Linked DNA regions of Homo sapiens: region 1 is linked to region 2. Evidence: chromatin loops called from intact Hi-C (ENCODE). Cell type or tissue: B cell. All regions are shown on one strand. Each heading gives the region's core, and the rest is flanking DNA. Links, peaks and the distances in the headings are about the cores only.

Region 1 (10,734 bases), core at 2,556-7,555, 160 kb after region 2:
CTCTTGTCTTCTGGTCACTTCTCACTATGTCTCCCCAGCTCCTATCTCTGTATGGCCTGGCTTTTCCTAGGTTGTGATTATAGAGCGAGGATTATTATAATACTGGAATAAAGAGTAATTGCTACCAACTAATGATTAATGATATTCACATATAATCATATCTAAGATCTATATCTGGTATAACTTTTCTTGTTTTATATTTTATTATACTGGAACAGCTCGTGTCCTTGGTCTCTTGCCTCGGCGCCTGGGTGACCTGCCGCCCACAAACCAGGACCAGGGAGACCTGAAAACCTTCCCACAGGTGAGCTGTGCCAGAGTCCCATGAGATGCGGTTCTTGGGGTAGCTTTAGGGGCAGGGGTTAGAGGAATGCAACAAGGATCCCGGCCCCTGGAGGGACAGGAAACAGGTGTGGCCAGAACCTTATAGGATTCTGCATCCAAGATCCGGTCTCTGAAGAGTTTAAGAATTATTCATCATTCATTCCTTCCCTCCTTCGTCAGAGAACTACTGAGTGTGTGTCTCTCACTGGGCCCTGCGCTGGTGCAGGGTGTGAGTGGGGAGTGTTTTATCCTCCTGTGGGAGTGTCACTGACACATCAGGAAACACAGGATTTCAGGTCGAGTGAGGGCAGTGGTGCGCATCTGAGAGGGAGGCCCGGACATTCCTGGCACTGACTCTGTTGACACAAGGGATTTAGTTCTAGGTTAGGCTAATGTGTTAGGCTATTTTTTGTTACTATAAGGAAATGTCTGAGGCTGGGTAATTTATAAAGAAAAGAGATTTAATTGATGCAGGGATCTGCAGGCTATACAGGCATGGCACCAGCGTCTGCTCGGCTTCTGGTGAGACCCAGCAAGCTTACAATCATGGTGGAAGGAGAAGGGGGAGCAGGTGGTGTCATGTGGCAAAAGCAGGAGCAAGAGAGAGTGTGGAGGCGCCACACACTTTTAAAGAACCAGATCTCCTGTGCACTCAAAGTGAGAACTGACTTGTCACCAAGGGGATGGTGCTGAGCCACTCATGAGAAACAGCCCCCCATGATCCAATCGCCTCCCACCAGGCCTCACCTCCAATGTTGGGGATCACATTTCAACATGAGATTTGGAGAGGATAAACATCCAAACTATATCAGGAAAAATTGATTAATTTTCCATTTGCCCCTTACTCTCCAGACCAAAATCTCCCCCTCTGAGATGTGGATGCCCAAGAAAAAGGAAAGAGAACTTAGGACTGGTCTCAGGCCTGCAGATGTCTAATAATAACGCCAGCCGTCCCCTGGTGGAGAAGAGGCAGCTGTGGCTGCAGAGAGACCTCGTGTGACTCTAATCTGACACCTTTGACTTGTGTGACCCTAGTCGGTGACTGTCTCCCTGTTCCTCAATTTTTTTTTTCAATAAGTAGGATAAGTGCTATTTGGCTGTGACGTTGTTTGTGAATTAATCTCAAAATATTTACAATTACTTGACCTCAGCTGTGTATAGAGGAGCTGCCCAAAGGAACAGCATCTATGCTTATTTGCCTCCAAAAGAGAGGTCCCTGAGTCTGATCCCTTGTGGAAAAGGAGCTGCTGGGAGCATCTTCTCTCTTCTTTTTCCTCCCCCTGGGGATACTGAACTTCCCATGGAGTCATCTAAGTTCCCCTGGGCAGTGGGCTCATGCCCTAGTAATCTTGTCCATCTGTTCACTCCATGCTGAGTCTCAGGTAAAGGATGAGGCCCTGTCCTTGCCCAGGAGAGGTTCTTGGGGCTGGACCCTGGCTGGTGACCAACTCCAGGAGCCACGACCCTCAGACAGCTGGTAAATTCTTGCTCCCAGTCAGCCCTGCCCAGGAGGCCTCACTCAGCCCTGGCACAGGATCCCTAGGGTCCCCAGGGTCACCTGGAGTCAGGAATCTGGGACAGGGATTTGCACAGGGGCTCAGTTCTGGGAAGAGTTGAGCTTCTCTCTGAGAATCCTAGGGGGACCCCTCAGGCCAGGCCCTGATCCAGTTCTCCAGGGTCTTTCTTAGGGTCAGGTCCATGGGGAGACCATGGGGTTCTTTTCTGACACTGACCTTGCCCTGCTGAGTCCCCCCATCAGACTGTCCTTCCTCTGCAGCGAGTGTCTGCAGGGTCTGGATGCAGGAAAGGAATTCTGATCTGTGGAAGTTTGTCTCCCCCGTGTGTGTCCTGCACTAAATGTCCAAACCCTGATACAGAATGTAATGCAGAGAGGGCCACAGGCACAGCCCAGGCCTGACAATCCCATATGTGGGAAGTAGAACTGACCCCCAACACCCAGAGGTCATGTGGAAATACTCACGGTATACATGGAACTGTCCAGTTGCTTCTTCATTCACAAGATCTGACTTTATGACTTGTAGGGTGTAGAATCCTATGTCATTCTGGGTGACATTCTGGATCAGCAGGGATGCATTGGTGTATATTGTCTCTCGACCGCTGTATGCGGCCCCTGGGGTAGCTTGTTGAGTTCCTATTACATATCCTACAATTAGACTGTTGCCATCCACTCTTTCCCCTTTGTACCAGCTGTAGCCAAAAAGATGCTGGGGCAGATTGTGGACAAGTAGAAGCACCTCCTTCCCCTCTGCGACACTGAGCGGCATGGATTCAATAGTGAGCTTGGCAGTGGTGGGCGGGTTCCAGAAGTTTAGAAGTGAGGCTAGGAGGGAGAAAGCATCAGTCAATATTGGGACCCATGTATTGGGATGGAAAGATGGGGCCCTGGGTCCTGAGAGAGTCTCTTCACCCTTCAGCCTTGGAGAGTGTATGTGTGTCCCACTTGGTCAAGGTCAGTAACGTGACCTTTCTTTCTTCAGCACCTCTAACCTTGGCATTTTCCTGTGTGGAATCCCCTTCCCCAGGGGTCTGCATGGCTCCCTCCCCACTGCCCTCAGATCCTGCTCACATCAGGGCATCCTTGGGAGATCCCTCCCCTGACACCTCCTCTAGAGACCCTGGGTCTTCCCTTTCTGACCTTTTTCTGCTCTGTTCCCTCCAGGGCTCTTGTCAACACCTGAACTCACATTCTAGATCTCTTTGGGTGTCTATCTTCATCTCTGCAAGAGTGTAAGCTCTTTGAACACAGAGACTTGTCTGATATTTGTTGTACGCCAGTGCCTAAAATTTGATTGCAAATACTGGTGGATGAGTTAAGGAGTGGTGGTTATTTTGCAACTTGTGGTTGGTGGTCAAAGACAGGTTTTAGTGCCCTGGTTATATTTTTATTTAAAGTATCACCCTGATGTAATTCTTATTCTTATCATTTTCTAATTGTAGTGGCCAGTAATGATTAACTTGGAAAACATGATCAATGGATTTTCCTCCCTCTTATCAATCCCAGTTCAATGTGATTGTCTTGTTGTGACCCGTGTCCCTCTCTGATGTTCTCTCCCCTGAGGCTTCAGCAGAAGCCTTCTGTCCCCTATCAGAGCCCCATCCTCCCCAGGAGACCCCAGCCATTCTCTGTGATCCCTCCTCTTGCCCACTCCCAGGAATCCTCCACTCACCTGTGAGCAGAAGCCCCTGCCAGGGGATGCATTCTCTGTGGGGAGAGGCTGAGGGGGGCCCCATGGTCTCTGCTGCCTGCTCTTTCCTCCTCTGTGGAAAAGAGCCTGGGCTCCAGGAATGCTGTAGTCAGGGCTACTGTGACTTAGGCTCTGCTGTCCTTCCTCTTTCCATGCTGAGCCTCCTCCCAGGGCAGGAGCACTTTCCAGGGTCATGGGTGAAGCTCTGCCCAGGTCACCTCTCTGTCCCCTCCCCTCTCAGTTTTGCCTCATTTTCTCTTCTTCCTTTCTCCCTTCTGTCTACATTTGAGTTCCCCAGACCAGGCTCTGAGAAGCAAGGCTTACTTGGATCCCTGTTTCATAACAGGATGACCCTCCCTCCCCAGCGTGGACCTCTGCTCTGCCTTGGCCTTGGGTCTGTCAGCACCATGCAGAGTCCCTGGGGTCCCTGAACCTGGTGTTATTTTCTCTGTGACGGAGAAACTCCTTTGTGTGTGCAGGGTCTTCTTACTGTTCTCACATGTCTGGGAAGGTTGGATTTACTCCCAGCAAGGAGGTCACAGAGATGTCTGGGGTCCTACAAATGGATATATCTAGGGCTAAAGCCCGGATCTAAGATTCTGAGCTGTTCTTTCTGCAGCATTATGTGACTCTAATTTCCTGGGAGTAACTGAGAATGAGGCTTCACAGTGCTGTAGCTTTATGTCATCCAGACACCAGACATTTCTAGGCTGACTTTATGATTTTCTCTCTAGCTTGTACCACCTTTATTATTATATATTTCATCCTTTTTTCTAAATAAATTTAGTTTACAAAACATCCTGTCCTAGCAGGGATCGGTGGCTCAGATCTGTGATCCCAGCTACTCGAGAGGCTATGGTGGGAGGATGGCTTGAGGCCAGGAGTTGGAGACAAAACATCCTTGTCTTATGCAATATTGTCCATGAAATTACAGATTTGATGTGTGCTTAAATGTTTTCTCAATGTATATTAAAATAAACGCATAAGTATTAAAGTTTTTAAAAAGCTTACTTACGTTTCGCCTAAAATCAGTTTTTGGAAATGCTGACACAGTGGCATAAACATGAACTTTATGTCCAGATGTACCTGGGGACAGCTAATGGTTCTGTCACTTAACTATGTTGACTTGGACAAGTCACGTGGCTTCTATGATCCTTGATTCCCTGATTTGTAAAAGGAGGATGGTAAAATCCTCCTTGCAGAGTTGTTGGGAATAAGTGAGCTGCTGTGGGAGCCCCGTGCCCAGGCGGGTGTTGAGTACATGGTGGTTGTCATCGTGGTTATTGCTGTGGAATTCTGGTTTTCAAAGAGTGTCTACGCCGGAATATTGGGCTTGTGGCTTTCTGCTGATGTGGATGTGTGAAAAAGCTACTTTTGCTTGTTAGAACTTGTGGTGCATCTGTCATTATTTTCATTTCCCAGTTCCACTACCTATTTTCTCTGTGATGTTGGTCAAGTTGCCTAACTTTTCTGTGCCTCATTTACCTAATTTGTGAAATGTGGGTAACAGTACACTAGTGTGGGTGTGTTATTTCCCAGCTCTGACCACTAGAGGGCATAGAAGCACCGGCACCTACTAGCAATGGGCATATGGGCGCCCATGGTCTGTAAACATCATTCTCCCATGAAAGGAACCAGGGTTCCCTGGAGAAATGGCTGATTCCAGGGCTGGGGCAGGAAACCACAAGAGGAGACTGGAGCATCTTGCGGGGCCTGAGAGTAAGGCACAACTTGAAAAATGATGGGGATGTGTGGAAAGTATCACAAATGCCAACTAGAAGAAGCTCCCAATGGCCAATTTGGGGACAATATAGCAACATAATCAATAATAATAGTAATGTAGTCCAACCGATAAATACTTGAGAGTCCATGCTGATATATATATAAATAAGTGAATACATAAATAAATGAGAAAGAAGAACTAGCTCTTTCTTACAGCAGCGTTCCAGTTAATCAGTGTAGAAGCAATGATGGAAGCAGAAAATCACTGGCTAACACCACAGTAAGAATTGTTTATCGGCTACAATTATCTCTGGATTCTAGAAATTAATTGGTAAAAGTATGCTAAGAACAAACTGGCTATTTGCATATTTCCAAAGTACCTGTCCACAAGATACTTATTAATTACAATGAGATGAATAGTAACTTCACAGTAGAGAAACCTGGCAGACACCACCTGAACCAAGCGCTTAAAGTGAACCTCATCGGTAATGAGAGATATAGACATCCTGGGGCTCCGGCTGGGATGTCCTGAGAAAGACACATCGCTTCTGTGCTAATCTTGCCCAAAATGCATAACCTGAAACATCCCAAGGAAACATGAGACAAACCCAAATTGAGGGGCATTCTACAAAACAACTGACCAGACCTCCTCAAAAGCATCAAGGTCCTGAGAGAGGGAAAGAGTGGGAAACTCCCCCAGGTTGGAGGAGGCCTAGGAAATGTGACAGTGTTATTCAGTGTGGGATCCTGGGTTGGACTCTGGAGCAGAAAAAAGACATGACTGGGATGATTAGCAAAATTTTAATATTTCTTTTTTTTTTTTTTGGAGACAGAGTCTCACTCTGTCGCCAAGGCTGGAGTGCAGTGGCTCGATCTGGGCTCACTGCAACCCCCACCTCCTGAGTTCAAGAGATTCTCCTGCTTCAGCCTCCCGAGTAGCTGGGATTACAGGTACCTGCCACCACGCCTGGCTAATTTTTGTATTTTTAGTAGAGACGGGGTTTCATCGTGTTAGCCAGGATGGTCTCGATCTCCTCACCTCGTGATCTACCCTCCTTGGCCTCCCAAAGTACTGGGATTAAAGGCGTGAGCCACCGTGCCCGGCCCCATATTTCTATATTTTAAAATTTTTTGTATCAATGCTAGGTGACTGATTTTGATAATTGCTTTAGAGTTAAGGTTATTTGAAAAAGCTGGATGAAGGATATACTGGAACTCTGACTATTTTTACAATATTTTTGAAAGTCTGAAAAATGAAAAGTAAAAAAATGTAAAATGCATAAGATTTCTGTGAGGATAAAATGAGATAAATGTGAAGTGCTTAGAACAATGCCTGAGACACAGGAGTTCTTAAAACATGTCAGCTATTATTATAAGTAATTTTATGATTAACAAGTAATATTATAAGTAATGAGTCATCTATTATAAATCATATAAAATATGATTTCTTTCATAATATCCTCATATATTCTCATCCATTTCTTTTTTCCCTCTCCCCTGTGAAAAGCATATTGAGCATGTATGTCATGAAAAGATAAAATAAGATTCGATTTTATTTTGAGAATTATTTTGGGGGATGAGGAGGAGTGTCATTTCCTCCAGCTACGAAGTAGCTCAGACTCAGGCCCACATTGCAAAGTTTGCTTGGCTGGGAAACAAAGCTGGAGCCTGGCGGCCACCCACCGACGTGGTTTATGATGGCGCCTCCTGGCGGCGCAGAGAACTTTCCGCAGTTCCTCACCCTCGTGCTTTAGGAGCGACTTAGAAATTCTACACAGTCCATTTATTAAACCCTTTCTAGGTCACGCTGCGGATCATTTAATCTTCACAACAAGATTGTGAGAAGGGATATTTATTCATCTTAAGACGATAAAACAGGGTAAAAAAAAGTGAAGCGACTTGTCAGGGTTGCAAAGGGAGTGACAGAGCTAGGATTTGGATCTAGGTCCCCCTGACTTCCAGGCTGAGTGTAAATGTTCAGGTGAGTCTGAATGTGTGGCCAGGTGGAGAACTATTGGTATAGAGTAGTGGTTGTGGACTGAGGGTGGTTTCCGCCCAGGGGACATTTGGCAATGTTTGGAGACATTTTTGGTTTTCATACCGGGGTGGGGACGGGAGAGAGGGAAGGCTGCTATTGGCATCTAGTGGAAAGAGGCCACGTGGATGCTGCTGAGCGTCTCACAATGCACAGAACAGCCCCCACCGCAAGGAACTGTTCATCCCCAATGTCAATAGAACTGCTATGAAGCCCTTGTCTGACTTAAAAACCTGAGGATGCATTCTTGTGGTGAGCTAATGTTTGCCAAGTGCTGAGCTGGATAGCGTGAGGGATATGGAAACAGTGCACCAGTCTGTGCGGCCAAGGAGTTTGAAATTTAGAAGGGCAGGGGGTGGAGGCAGGAGAGGCATATGAAGGCCTTCAATATAAGGCAGCAGATGATAAGTGCAACAAGACAGTGTCCAGTAGGGCTAAGCAGGCTCTCAGGAGGCAGAGCACTCATCTACGTGTGGGAAGAACTGAGCACTTGTCTGGCCTGTGGAAATGTGGTTTTGAGCTGGGCATGTGAGCAAAGTTGAGCTGATGGGAAAACACAAGCCCCGTTCAGGGAAGGGCAAACAGGCTAGTTTGAGTGGAGAGAAATTTTTAGTGAGTAGAAGGGTTTGCACTGGAAAAAGAGGTTGGGGTTAGAGCTTTGAGTGCAGGCAGAGGACTCCAGCCTGGGTGTCTGTCATAGTAATGGAAAAGTCTTCCCTTTTGGAATAGTGGTCTAGGCCCTAGGGCTATGGGGCTCAGTGGCTTCCAGAGTGCTCTCTCTACAAAGGAGGGGATGTTGGAAATTGGGGTGGAGAAGGGTGAATGTCTCCTGATTTTAGGACCAAATTGATGCTGAGTATGTAAAAAAGCCATTTCACCTCAAAGTGGCCCTTGGAAAGATGATGCTCCCAAGTGGAAATATACATGGGGTGAGCTCTCTCTCTTTCTCTCTCTCTCTGAGATGGAGTCTTGCTCTGTTGCCCAGGCTGAAGTGCAGTGGCGCGCGATCTTGGCTCACTGCAACCTCTGCCTCATGGGTTCAAGCTGTTCTCCTGACTCAGCCTCCCATGTAGCTGGGACTACAGGCATATGCCACCATGCTCGGCTAATTTTTTTGTATTTTTAGTAGAGACGTGGTTTCACCATGTTAATCAGCTAGTCCTGAGTTGCTGACCTCAAATCATCTGCCCGCCTTGGCCTCCCAAAGTGCTGGGATTACAGGTGTGAGCCACTGCACCTGGTGGGGTGAGCTCTCTTCTAGGTGGTTTCTTTGCAAAGGTCTGGGCCACTTTGCTTGTAGTGAAAACTGGAGTAAACTCAAAACCTTTAACCAAAGGTCTGCTTCCCAAAGGGTGCGTTGTTGCAGCAGGGCTTGGTGTGACTAAAGCTTCAAAGTTGGACACTATCTGGTGATAGGATTTTCTTCAGTTTATTACATTACCATTAAATAGCATTAAAATGTGTGCATACTTGGTACACTCTAAAGAATACAAGTGGGCCAGGTGCGGTGGCTCACGCCTGTAATCCCAGCTGGGAGGCCGAGGCAGGTGGATCACAAAGTCAGGAGTTCGAGACCAGCCTGACCAACATGGCGAAACCCCGTCTCTACTAAAAATACAAAAATTAGCTGGGCATGGTGGTGTGCACCTGTAATCCCAGCTACTCAGGAGGCTGAGGCAGGAGAATCGCTTGAACCCGGGAGGCGGAGGTTGTAGTGAGCCAAGATTGCACCACTGTACTCCAGCCTGGGAGACAGAGTGAGACTCCGTCTCAAAAAAAAAAAAAAAAAAAGAATACAAGCAAAGTTTGAGATCTGCCTGAGCAACACAGTGAGACCCCGTCTCTACAGAAAAAAAAAATTAGCCAGGCATGTGGGGTACACTTCTATTTATATATATTTGCGAGACCAAGGCAGGAAGACTGCTTGAGCTCAGGAGTTTGAGGCTGCAGTGAGCTATGATGGCACCACTGTACCCCTGCGTGGGTGATAGACTGAGATCCTGTCTTTACAAAAAGGGAATGAAAGCAAAAATTTCCTTAACTTTAATGAACGTGCAGTTGCCTTTAACATCCTCCCACAACTGCCACCAAGTTTGGCCCTGGGGAAGTGCATTACTTTTCTGGGAAAATCTTGGGGGAGAAGGCAAGGAAGCAAATCTTTCTTGAACCAGTGTGTATATATATATATATTTGCCGGCTGTAGTTGCAGACACTGTCACATACAATATCTCATTTAACCCTCGCGACCATGGAAGTAAGTACAGTTTGCTTCTTTTAGTAAATGAGGAAACTGGCACTGAGAAAGGCTCACTTGCTCCCAATTTCTGTGGCTGAAAGGGCTACATTTTGATGCACGTGTGGCCTGTTTTGCCACATTTTCTCCCCCCAGTTTTCCCTTCACAGACAGTCTTATTTACCTGGATTCAGGCTGCTAGAGACCATGGACATCAGCGTTAGTGGCAGCAACAGAAGGAGGGAAGAGATTAGAATTTATTTATCTATTTTTATTTTATTTTATTTTTTTGAGATGGAGACTCACTCTGTCACCCAGGCTGGAGCGCAGTGGCGTGATCTCGGCTCACTGCAACCTCCGCCTCCTGGGTTCAAGTGATTCTCCTGCCTCAGCCTCCTGAGTAGCTGGGATTACAGGTGCACGCCACCACGCCCGGCTAATGTTTGTATTTTTAGTAGAGATGGGATTTCACCACTTTGGTCAGGCTGGTGTCGAACTCCTGACCTCATAATCTGCCCACCTCAGCCTCCCAAAGTGCTGGGATTACAGGCGTGAACCACCACACCTGGCTGAGATTAGAACTTTAATTGTGACTGTTGGTGCAGCTGTACGTCGCTTGGAGATTGTATGGAAGGTTCCCAGTCGGAGGCTCCTGATCTCTGGGGATGGCTGAGGCCAGTGTACATGACCTGCCAGTCTGTGCTTTAGTCCCACAACACTGTTTTCATGTGAGGGCAAAAGCAGTGAACTGATGCTGTCTTGCTGTTAGGTAACGGATTAGACTTATACCTTTCTTTCTTTCTTTCTTTCTTTCTTTCTTTCTTTCTTTCTTTCTTTCTTTCTTTCTTTTCTTTCTTTCTTTCTTTCTTTCTTTCTTTCTTCTTTCTTTCTTTTTCTTTTCCTTCCTTCCTTCCTTCCTTCCTTCCTTTCTTCCTTCCTTCCTTCTTTCTTTCTCTCTCTCTCTTTCTTTCTTTCTCTTTTTTTTTTCAAGACAGAGTCTTGCTCTGTTGCCTAAGCTGGAGTGCCATGGTGCCATCTCAGCTCACTGCAACCTCCGCCTCCTGGGTTCAAGCAATTCTCCTGCCTCAGCCTCCCGAGTAGCTGAGATTACAGGCACACGCCCCCACACCTGGCTAATTTTTGTATTTTTAGTAGACACGGAGTTTCACCACATTGGCCAGGCTGCTCTTGAACTCCTGACCTCGTGATCCGCC
Region 2 (8,814 bases), core at 1-5,000:
TTTTTAATTTTTTTGAGATGGAGTTTCGCTCTTGTTGCCCATGCTGGAGTGCAATGGCGCGATCTCGACTCACTGCAACCTCCACCTCCCGGTTTCAAGTGATTCTCCTGCCTCAGCCTCCCGAGTAGCTGGGATTACAGGCGCCTGCCACCACGCCCGGCTGATTTTTTTGTATTTTTGGTAGAGACAGGGTTTCACTGTGTTGCCCAGGCTGGTCTCGAACTCCTGACCTCAGGTGATCCACCTGTCTTGGCCTCCCAAAGTGCTAGGATTACATGTGTGAGCCACCGTGCCCCGCCAATTACTTTAGATAGGGGTGGTCTGGGAGGGCTCTCTGAGGAGACACAAGAAGTGGGTGGAGTTTCCCAAGGAGAGGGACAGCGAGTGCCAAGGCCTCAGGGATGCAGCCTCTCCAACCTCGTGTCTCCTCAGCAGAACTCACCCACTCATCCTTGATGCAGCAGGTGCTCACCCAGAGCCCACTGATGCCCACTGTTCTGGAATTCTCCTGTCAGATATGGTGGCCAGCCATATGCGGCTGCCTCAAACATGGCTGGTCCAAACTGAGACATGCTATGAGTGTGAAATGCACACCAGACTTCGAAGATTTAGTATGAAAATGGAGTAAAATATCTCAATAATTTTTATAGGCTGGGCATGGTGGCTCACACCTGTAATCCCAGCACTATTGGGAGGCTGAGGCAGGCAGATCACTTGAGGCCAGGAGTTTTAGACCAGCCTGGCCAATATGGTGAAACCCTGTGTCTACTAAAAGTACAAAAATTGGCCTGGCGCGGTGGCTTACGCCTGTAATCCCAGCACTTTGGGAGGCCGAGGCAGGTGGATCACGAGGTCAGGAGTTCAAGACCAGCCTGGCCAAGATGGTGAGACCCCGTCTCTACTAAAAATACAAAAAAATTGGCCGGGCATGGTGGCGGTGCACTGTAATCCCAGCTACTTGGGAGGCTGAGGCAGAGAATTGCTTGAACCCAGGGGGCGGAGGTTGCAGTGAGCCAAGATCGCACCACTGCACCCCAGCCTAGGCAACAGAGCAGGACTCCATCTCAAAAAAAAAAAAAAAAAAATTGGCATGGTGGCACATGCCTATAATCCCAGCTACTTGGGAGGTTAAGGCAGGAGAATTGTTTGAACCTGGGACACAGAGGTTGCAGTGAGCCAAGATTGTGCCACTGCACTCCAGCCTGGGTAACAGAGAAAGACTCTGTCTCAAAAATAATAATAATTTTTATGTTGATTATGTGTGTTGGAAGGATAATTTATTGATATAGTGGATTAAATTATTATTCATTTCACCTTTTGTTTTTTACTTTTAAAAACACGATTAAGAGGCCGGGCGCAGTGGCTCACGCCTGTAATCCCAGCGCTTTGGGAGGCTGAGGTGGGCGGATCACGAGGTCAGGAGATCGAGACCACCCTGGCTAACATGGTGAAACCCCGTCTCTACTAAAAATACAAAAAAATTAGCCAGGCGTGGTGGCAGGCGCCTGTAGTCCCAGCTACTCAGCGGGAGGATGGCGTGAACCTGGGAGGCGGAGCTTGCAGTGAGCCAATATCGCGCCACTGCACTCCAGCCTGGGTGACAGAGCGAGACTCGATCTCAAAAAAAAAAAAAAAGAAAAAAAACATGATTAAGGCTGGGCACCATGGCTCATGCCTGTATAATCCTAACACCTTGGGAAACCAAGGTGGGAGGATTGCATGAGCCCAAGAGTTTGAGACCAGCCTGGATAACACAACAAGACCCCCATCTCTGCAAAAAAGTTAAACAGTTATTTGGGCATGGTAGTGTGGGCCTGTAGTCCCAGCTACTTGGGAGGCTGAGGTGGGAGGATAACTTGAGTCCAGGAGTTCAATGCTACAGTGAGCCATGACTGCCACTGCACTCAGCCTGGGCAACACAGAGATACCCCATCTCTTTAAAAACAAACAAACAAGAGTTGCTGGGTGTGGTGGCTCATGCCTATAATCCCAGCACTTTGGGAAGCCAAGGTGGGTGGACTGCATGAGCTCAGAACTTCGAGACCAGCCTGGGCAACATGGCAACACCCTGTCTCTACAAAAAATACAAAAATTAGCCAGGTGTGGTGGCGCATGCCTGTGGTCCCAGCTACTTGGGAGGCAGAGGTGGGAGGATTGCTTGAGCCCAGTAGGTCAAGGCTGCAGTGGGCCGAGATTGCATCACCGCTGCACTCCAGCCTGGGTGACAGAGTGAGACCCTGTCTCAAAAAGAAGGCGGGGGCGGGGGGTGTGCGGATTAAATAGAAAATTGCAAGTTAGCCCGGGCATGATGGCTCATGCCTGTAATCCTAGCACTTTGGGAGGCTGAGGTGAGTGGATCACCTGAGGTCAGGAGTTCGAGATCAGCCTAGTCAACATGGCGAAACCCTGTCTCTACTAAAAATACAAAAATTAGCCCAGCATGGTGGTGCATACCTGTAATCCCAGCTACTCGGGAGGCTGAGGCAGGAGAATCGCTTGAACCTGGGGGGCGGAGGTTGCAGTGATCCAAGGTCGCGCCACTGCACTGCAATCTGGGCAACAGAGGGAGGCTCCCTCTAAAAAAAAAAAAAAGAAAGAGGAAAGGAAAGGAGAGGAAGGGGAAAAGGGAAGGGAAAAATAAAAGGAAAAGAGGGGAGGAGAGGGGAAGGGGAGGGGAGGGGAAGGGGAGGGGAGGGGAACGGGGACAGGGGAGGGGCGGGGCGGGGCAGAGAGGGTTATCCCTCTGAGGTTGTGTGGCGGATGGGCTGGAGGGAGTGAGACGAGGGACGATGATCCTAGCTGGGGAAGATGGGGCAGGGAAGTGGGGTGGAGAGGCGAGACAGGGAAGAGAGATTCAGGAGGTTGAAGGACAGGTCTTGGTGGCTGACTTGCGTGGGAGGTGAGTGGAAGGAAGCAGGAAGACCCCCAGGCTTCAGGCTTCCCAAAAGATGGGAAGACCAGGGGGAGCCTGGGTGTCTTGACGCCACACAGGAGTGCACTTCCAGAATCTGCCACCAGAGGGCAGACAAGTGCTTCCGCCAGGGAGGCAGTTAGAGATGGACTCATCCTGGGGCACCAGGCAGGGTGGGGACCCGGGGTGCCCCCGGCCAAGTCAGGTCACCTGGGCCTACTCAGAGGCCAGGGTTCCAATCCCAATTTTGGAGTAGCAGAGGGTGTTTGTTGACCTCAATGCCAGTATTCCCCAGGGGAGACTGAGTGTCCGTGCCCATGTTGGTGAGTGGACGCTAGGTCCAGTCTACATCGCTGGGTTTGCAGTGAATATGATCGAGGTGCTTTGCTTGGAGGCTACTGATGCCAAAGACCCAAGCACTCAGTTCTGAGATCACTGAGGCAGCAGGCTAGAGCTGCGGGTCAGGGGGAGGTTGGTACTCAGGCCAAAGGCCTATTCTGAAGGCAACTGGCTACAGGTCTCAAATTCTGGTGTTGAGTTATTGAGATGCTGAGACCAGAAGCTTCCATCTGGGGTGATCAAGACTAGGGTCCCAGGGCCGGAGGTGGTGGTTCATGCCTGTAATTCCAGCACTTTGGAAGGCCAAGACGCTTGAGCCCAGGAGTTCAAGATCAGCCTGGGCAACATAGTAAGACTCCATCAAAAATATGAAAACCTGCCAGATGCGGTGGCTCATGCCTGTAATCCCAGCAAGTTGGGAGGTTGAGGCAGGCGGATCACGAGGTTAGGAGTTTGAGACCAGCCTGGCCAACATGGTGAAACCCATCTCTACTTAAAAAAAAAAAAAAAAAATATTATCCAGGTGTGGTGGTGCACGCTTGTAATCCCAGCTACTTGGGAGGCTGAGGCAGGAGAATGGCTTGAACCCAGGAGGTGGAGGTTGCAGTGATCCGAGTTCGCGCCATTGCACTCCAGCCTGGGCGAAAGAGCAAGACTCTGTCTCGAGAAAAAATAAATAAATAAATAAAAATAAAAACAAAACTACAGTACCATTTCTCTGTCTCTCCTGAACAACCTTGAGATTCGAGGTTTGGTTTGGGGTAGGAGAAATTGGAGGGCTTGCTGTCTCATCAAGGGGACAGAGACCAAAGGTCTTGTCTATTTTGGTGACAGTCTGGGATCCAGCTGGCTGGTTGGAAGTGACAGATTGGGAATCTGGTGGTCTTGTTTGGTGATATAGCCTGGGATCCAGTTTCTGATTTGGGGTAATGGTAATTGGAGATCTGTTTGGGAGGCCAGGAGTTTGAAAGCAGCTTGGGTCAAAAAATGAGGTCCCGTCTCTACAAAAAAAAAAAGAAAAAAGAAAAAATTAGCTGGGTATGGTGGTGCATGCCTGTGGTTCCAGCTGCTTGGGAGGCTGAGACAGGAGGATCACTTGAATCCAAGAGTTTGATGCTGCAGTGAGCTAGGATCATACGCTGCGCTCCAGCCTGGGAGACCCTGTCTTTAAAAAAGAAAATGGGTTCAGTTCTCAATTTTTTTTTTTTTTTTTTTGAAACAGAGTCTCACTCTGTCGCCCAGGCTGGAGTGCAGTAGCGCGATCTCCGCTCACTGCAACCTCCACCTCCTGGTTTCATGCTGTTCTCCTGCCTCAGCCCCCCGAGTAGCTGGGACTACAGGCGCCCACCACCACGCCCGGCTAATTTTTTTTATTTTTAGTAGAGACGGGGTTTCACCGTGTTAGCCAGGATGGTCTCGATCTCCTGACCTCATGATCTGCCCGCCTCGGCCTCCCAAAGTGCTGGGATTACAGGTGTGAGCCACCACGCCCAGCCCAGTTCTCTTTAAGTGACAGATTAGGGACTTGCATCTGGTTGGTGTGACAGGAACCAGTTGTTGGAGGTGGCAGAGACTAATGTTCTTGTCTAGGTTGGGGTGATGGGGGCTGAGATTCTAAGGTCTGTTTTGGGGTGATAGACTGGGTTCTGATTGTCTAGTTTCTCGTGGCGAAGACTGGGACTTCTGGCACCTCCTTAGGGGTATTGGATGTAGAGTCTTGGCTCTTTTGAGGTGACACTGGGTTGAGACTGAAATTTAAGGTTTGGGGTACCAGACTGAGGGTTTGATGACCAGTTTAGAGCAACAGTAACTGGGGATCTGGTGAACTCCACTGTGGTATCTGATACTGGAGGTCTGGTTATCTCACTTTGGTGCCAGAGGCTACCAGTCCAATTATCTGGGTGGGGTTACAGAGGCCACAAGACTGGCCAACTAATTTTGGCTAAAGACCAAAGCCCTGGGGGTCAGGGCCTTGGCTTGGGGTGGAAGACCTGGGGTGACCAGTTGGGGGGATCAGCGCCTTGGCTTGGGGTGGAAGACCTGGGGTGACCAGTTGGGGGGATCAGGGCCTTGGCTTGGGGTGGAAGACCTGGGGTGACCAGTTGGCTAGTTTGAGGCTGCAGCCATTATAGGTCTGGTTGCCTAGTTGGGGTAACAGACTGGGATCTGGTTGGATAGTATGGGATGCTGGAGATCGGGGTTCCAGATGTCCAGTTTGGGACAACAGAAGTGGGGGTTAGCCTGGGAAACAGCAAGACCCTGTCTCAATAAAAAATAAAAATAAATCAACCAGGCCTGGTGGCGCGTGCCTGTAGTCCCGGCTACTTGGGGAAACTGAGGTGGGAGGATTACATGAGCACAGGAGGTCCAGGCTGCAGTGAGTTATGATCGCACCACTGCACTCCAGCCTGGGTGAAAGAATGAGACTCTTGTCTTGAAAAAAAAAAAAAAAAAAGAAACAGAAGTGGGGGTTTCTTTGCCTAGATTGGGGTGGCAGAATCAGGGGGTTCTGGTTTCTAATTTTGTGGGATAAAGACTGGGATCCCAGGACCTAGCCTGGGGCACAGAGACTGGGAAGTTGAATTTGGGGTGACAGGGGCTAGGAGGTTAGCTGCCTAGTTTGTAATGACAGATATTAGGGATCAGTTGTCCAGGGTGAGATGAAATGATAGGGGTTCCAGGGTCTAGTTTAGGGTGACATAGAATGGAAGTTAGCTTGTCTCATTTGGCATGAGTGGGACCAGGGGTCTGGCCGTCTAGTTTAGGAGACACACTGGATGGAGTCTGGTCGAGCAGATGAAGATGAATGGGACTGTGGGCCCAGGTCTCTAGTCTGAGGTCACATTTTATGCAACGTGTTGCTCAACGTGGTGTGACAGACCCTAGAAGCCTAGAAGTACAATTGTCCCGTTTGGGGTGGCAGTGTCTGGGGGTTGGTTGTCTAGGGCTGTGAGACAGAGACTGGGTCCCAGGGTGATGTATTCAGGGTAACAGAGATGGAGCATTTGGTTTTATAGTTTTGTGGGGAGAAAACAGAGACCAGGGAACATGTGACCTCATAGACTCTGGAGGTCCAGTTGCCTAGTTTTGTGGGACAGAGGTTAGGATCCCTGGGTATATTTGGGGTGACAGAGACTGGGGTCTGGTTGTCTAGTGTTGAGTGACAGAAACTGGGGGTGCCAAGCAGTATTTGGGGCAAAGAAACTAGGGCTAGGTTGTCTAGTTTTACAGGACAGAGATGGGTCCCAGAGTATATATGGGTGACAGAGACTGGGTATCTGGTTGTCTGCTTTTGGGAAACGGACTGGGGCCCCTGCATGTATTTTGGGTAACAGAAATGGGGTCTGGTTGTGTAGGTTGTTATACAGAGATCATTGTCCCAGTACATTTGTGAGGTGACAGACTAGCTTGCTAATTTAATTTAATTTAATTTTTATTTATTTATTTTTTTGAGATGGAGTCTCGTTCTGTCACCAGGCTGGAGTGCAGTGGCACGATCTCGGCTCACTGCAACCTCTGCCTCCTGGGTTCAAGCAATTCTCCTGCCTCAGCTTCCTGAGTAGCTGGGACTACAGGCATGCGCCACCATGCCTGGCTAATTTTTTGTATTTTTAGTAGAGATGGGGTTTCACCATGTTGGCCAGGATGGAGTCAATCTTCTGACCTCATGATCCGCCTGCCTTGGCCTCCCAAAGTGCTGGGATTACAGGTGTGAGCCACCGTGCCTGGCCTTATTTTATTTTTTTAGACAGAGTCTCATTCTATCGCCCAGGCTGGAGTGCAGTGGTGCGATCCTGGGTCACTGCAACCTCCACCTCCTGGGTTCAAGCGATTCTCCTGCCTCAGCTTCTCAAGTAGCTGGAATTACAGGCACCTGCCACAACGCCCGGCTAATTTTGTACTTTTAGCAGAGATGAGGTTTCACCATGTTGATCTGGCTGGTCTAAAACTTCTGACCTCAAGTGACCTGCCCCCCTCGGCCTCCCAAAGTGCTGAGATTACAGGCTTAAGCCACCACACCCGGCCTATTTTATTTCATTTTATTTTTGAGACAGGGTCTTACTCTGTTGCCCAAGCAGGAGTGAGGTAGCGCAATCATGGCTCACTGTGGCCTTGACCTCCCCGGGCTCAAGTCCCACCTAGGCCTCCTGGGACGTGCCACCATGCCCAGCTAATTTATTTTGTTTTGTGTTGTTTTGATAGAGACAGGGTCCCACTATGTTGCCTAGGCTGATCTCGAACTCCTGGGCTCATCCACTTGCCAATTTCTGGTGACAGTTTAGGTCTTGTTGTCTATCTTGATGTGCCAGACATTACTCATCCATGTCATGTTTGGGGTGACAGAGACTACTGGTCTTGCTTTCTAGTTTGGGGTGACAGTGACTGGGGTCCTTTTGTCCAGTTTGAGCTGACAGTGATTGGGGTTCAGTTGTCCATTTGGGGGAGGCAGAGACTGGGATCAGTGGTCTAGTTTGGGGTGATGAGACCAGAAGTCAAGGCCCGGCCTTGGGGTAACAGAGATGGAGATACAGTTTCCCAGTTCTGGGTGGCAGAGACTTCCTAGTTTGGGGGACAGAGACTTGGGGCATAGTTGTGCAGCTGGAGGGATGAGGCTGAGGGGTGCCTGTTTTGACTTGGGGCGGCAGGAGCTGTCATTTCAGTCCTCTAGTCTGGGGCGCAGAGTCTAGGGTGCTGGTCCCTTCTAAACATGGCTGAGCCTGAGAGTGCTGATGCCTGAATGTTCCTGGGACAACTGAGTCAAGGGTTTCCTGTACTCAGGTGTGGGGTCTCTGAGTGAGTGTGGCCAGCGGTGTGGAGCTTTGTGTGAAGGTCACTGAAGCTAGGAGTCTGGGTATTTGGAATGGAGGTGTCAAGAGGTCAGGGCCCCAGGACTCAGGACCCACTTGAGGAGTGCTTCATGTCTATGACATGGAGGGCCAGTGTTTTCAAAGCACCTCCACACCTGTGGGTGGCAGTGATAGAGACCCCTGGGGGAAGATGGAGACTGAGGCTCTAATGCCTGGCCTAGGGGTCGCTGTGGCTGGGGCACAGGTAACCTTGGGATTTCTGGCCCTGGAGACCCAGCTGCCCTTTACTGGACACAAGAGGATCCTGTGGGTCTAAAGCCTAGTCTGGACCGGGTGCAGTGGCTCACGCTTGTAATCCCAGCACTTTGGGAGGCTGAGGCAGGTAGATCGCCTGAGGTCAAGAGTTTAAGACCAGCCTGGCCAACATGGTGAAACCCCATCTCTACTAAAGATACAAAAATTAGCTGGGGTGTGGTGTGCGCCTATAATCCCAGCTACTTGGGAGGCTGAGGCAGGAGATTCGCTTGAACCTGGGAGGTGGAGGTTGCAGTGAACCAACATTGCGCCACTTGCTCTGGGCAACAGAGCGAGACTCCATCTCCAAAAAAAATAAAATAAAATAAATAAAAATAAACTAGCTGGGCTGTAGTCCCAGCTAGTCCCGCCAAGGTGGGAGGATCCCTTGAGGGCAGGAGTTCAAGAGTAGCCTGGGCAACATAGTGAGACCCCATCTCTACAACAAAAAACAAAAAAATT

What was found. Peaks named below come from ENCODE experiments on the same cell type or tissue, not always from the same donor. Only the 100,000 strongest peaks of a DNase experiment are listed, where the experiment ranks them.
Region 1: it touches region 2 in a loop (4-fold over the local background); 21 of 110 quality-filtered maps call a loop at or near these places.

What each region holds. Positions count from the first base shown.
Region 1 is chr19:41,789,520-41,800,253 of GRCh38, reverse strand. It overlaps CEACAM3 (CEA cell adhesion molecule 3), which reads right to left and starts at 3,667. Exons shown (of 7, transcript NM_001815.5): 1 at 3,513-3,667; 2 at 2,306-2,665. The coding sequence starts at 3,576. In B cell, for the core only: CTCF peaks have their summits at 4,874, 5,076 (motif pointing right) and 6,962 (motif pointing left); DNase peaks (open chromatin) are centred at 5,093 and 6,953; H3K27me3 peaks cover 515 bases.
Region 2 is chr19:41,946,027-41,954,840 of GRCh38, reverse strand. No RefSeq gene overlaps it. Among named protein-coding and RNA genes, the nearest start is that of RABAC1, 8.9 kb to the left of the region's middle. In B cell, for the core only: CTCF peaks have their summits at 2,810 and 3,019 (motif pointing right); a DNase peak (open chromatin) is centred at 3,020.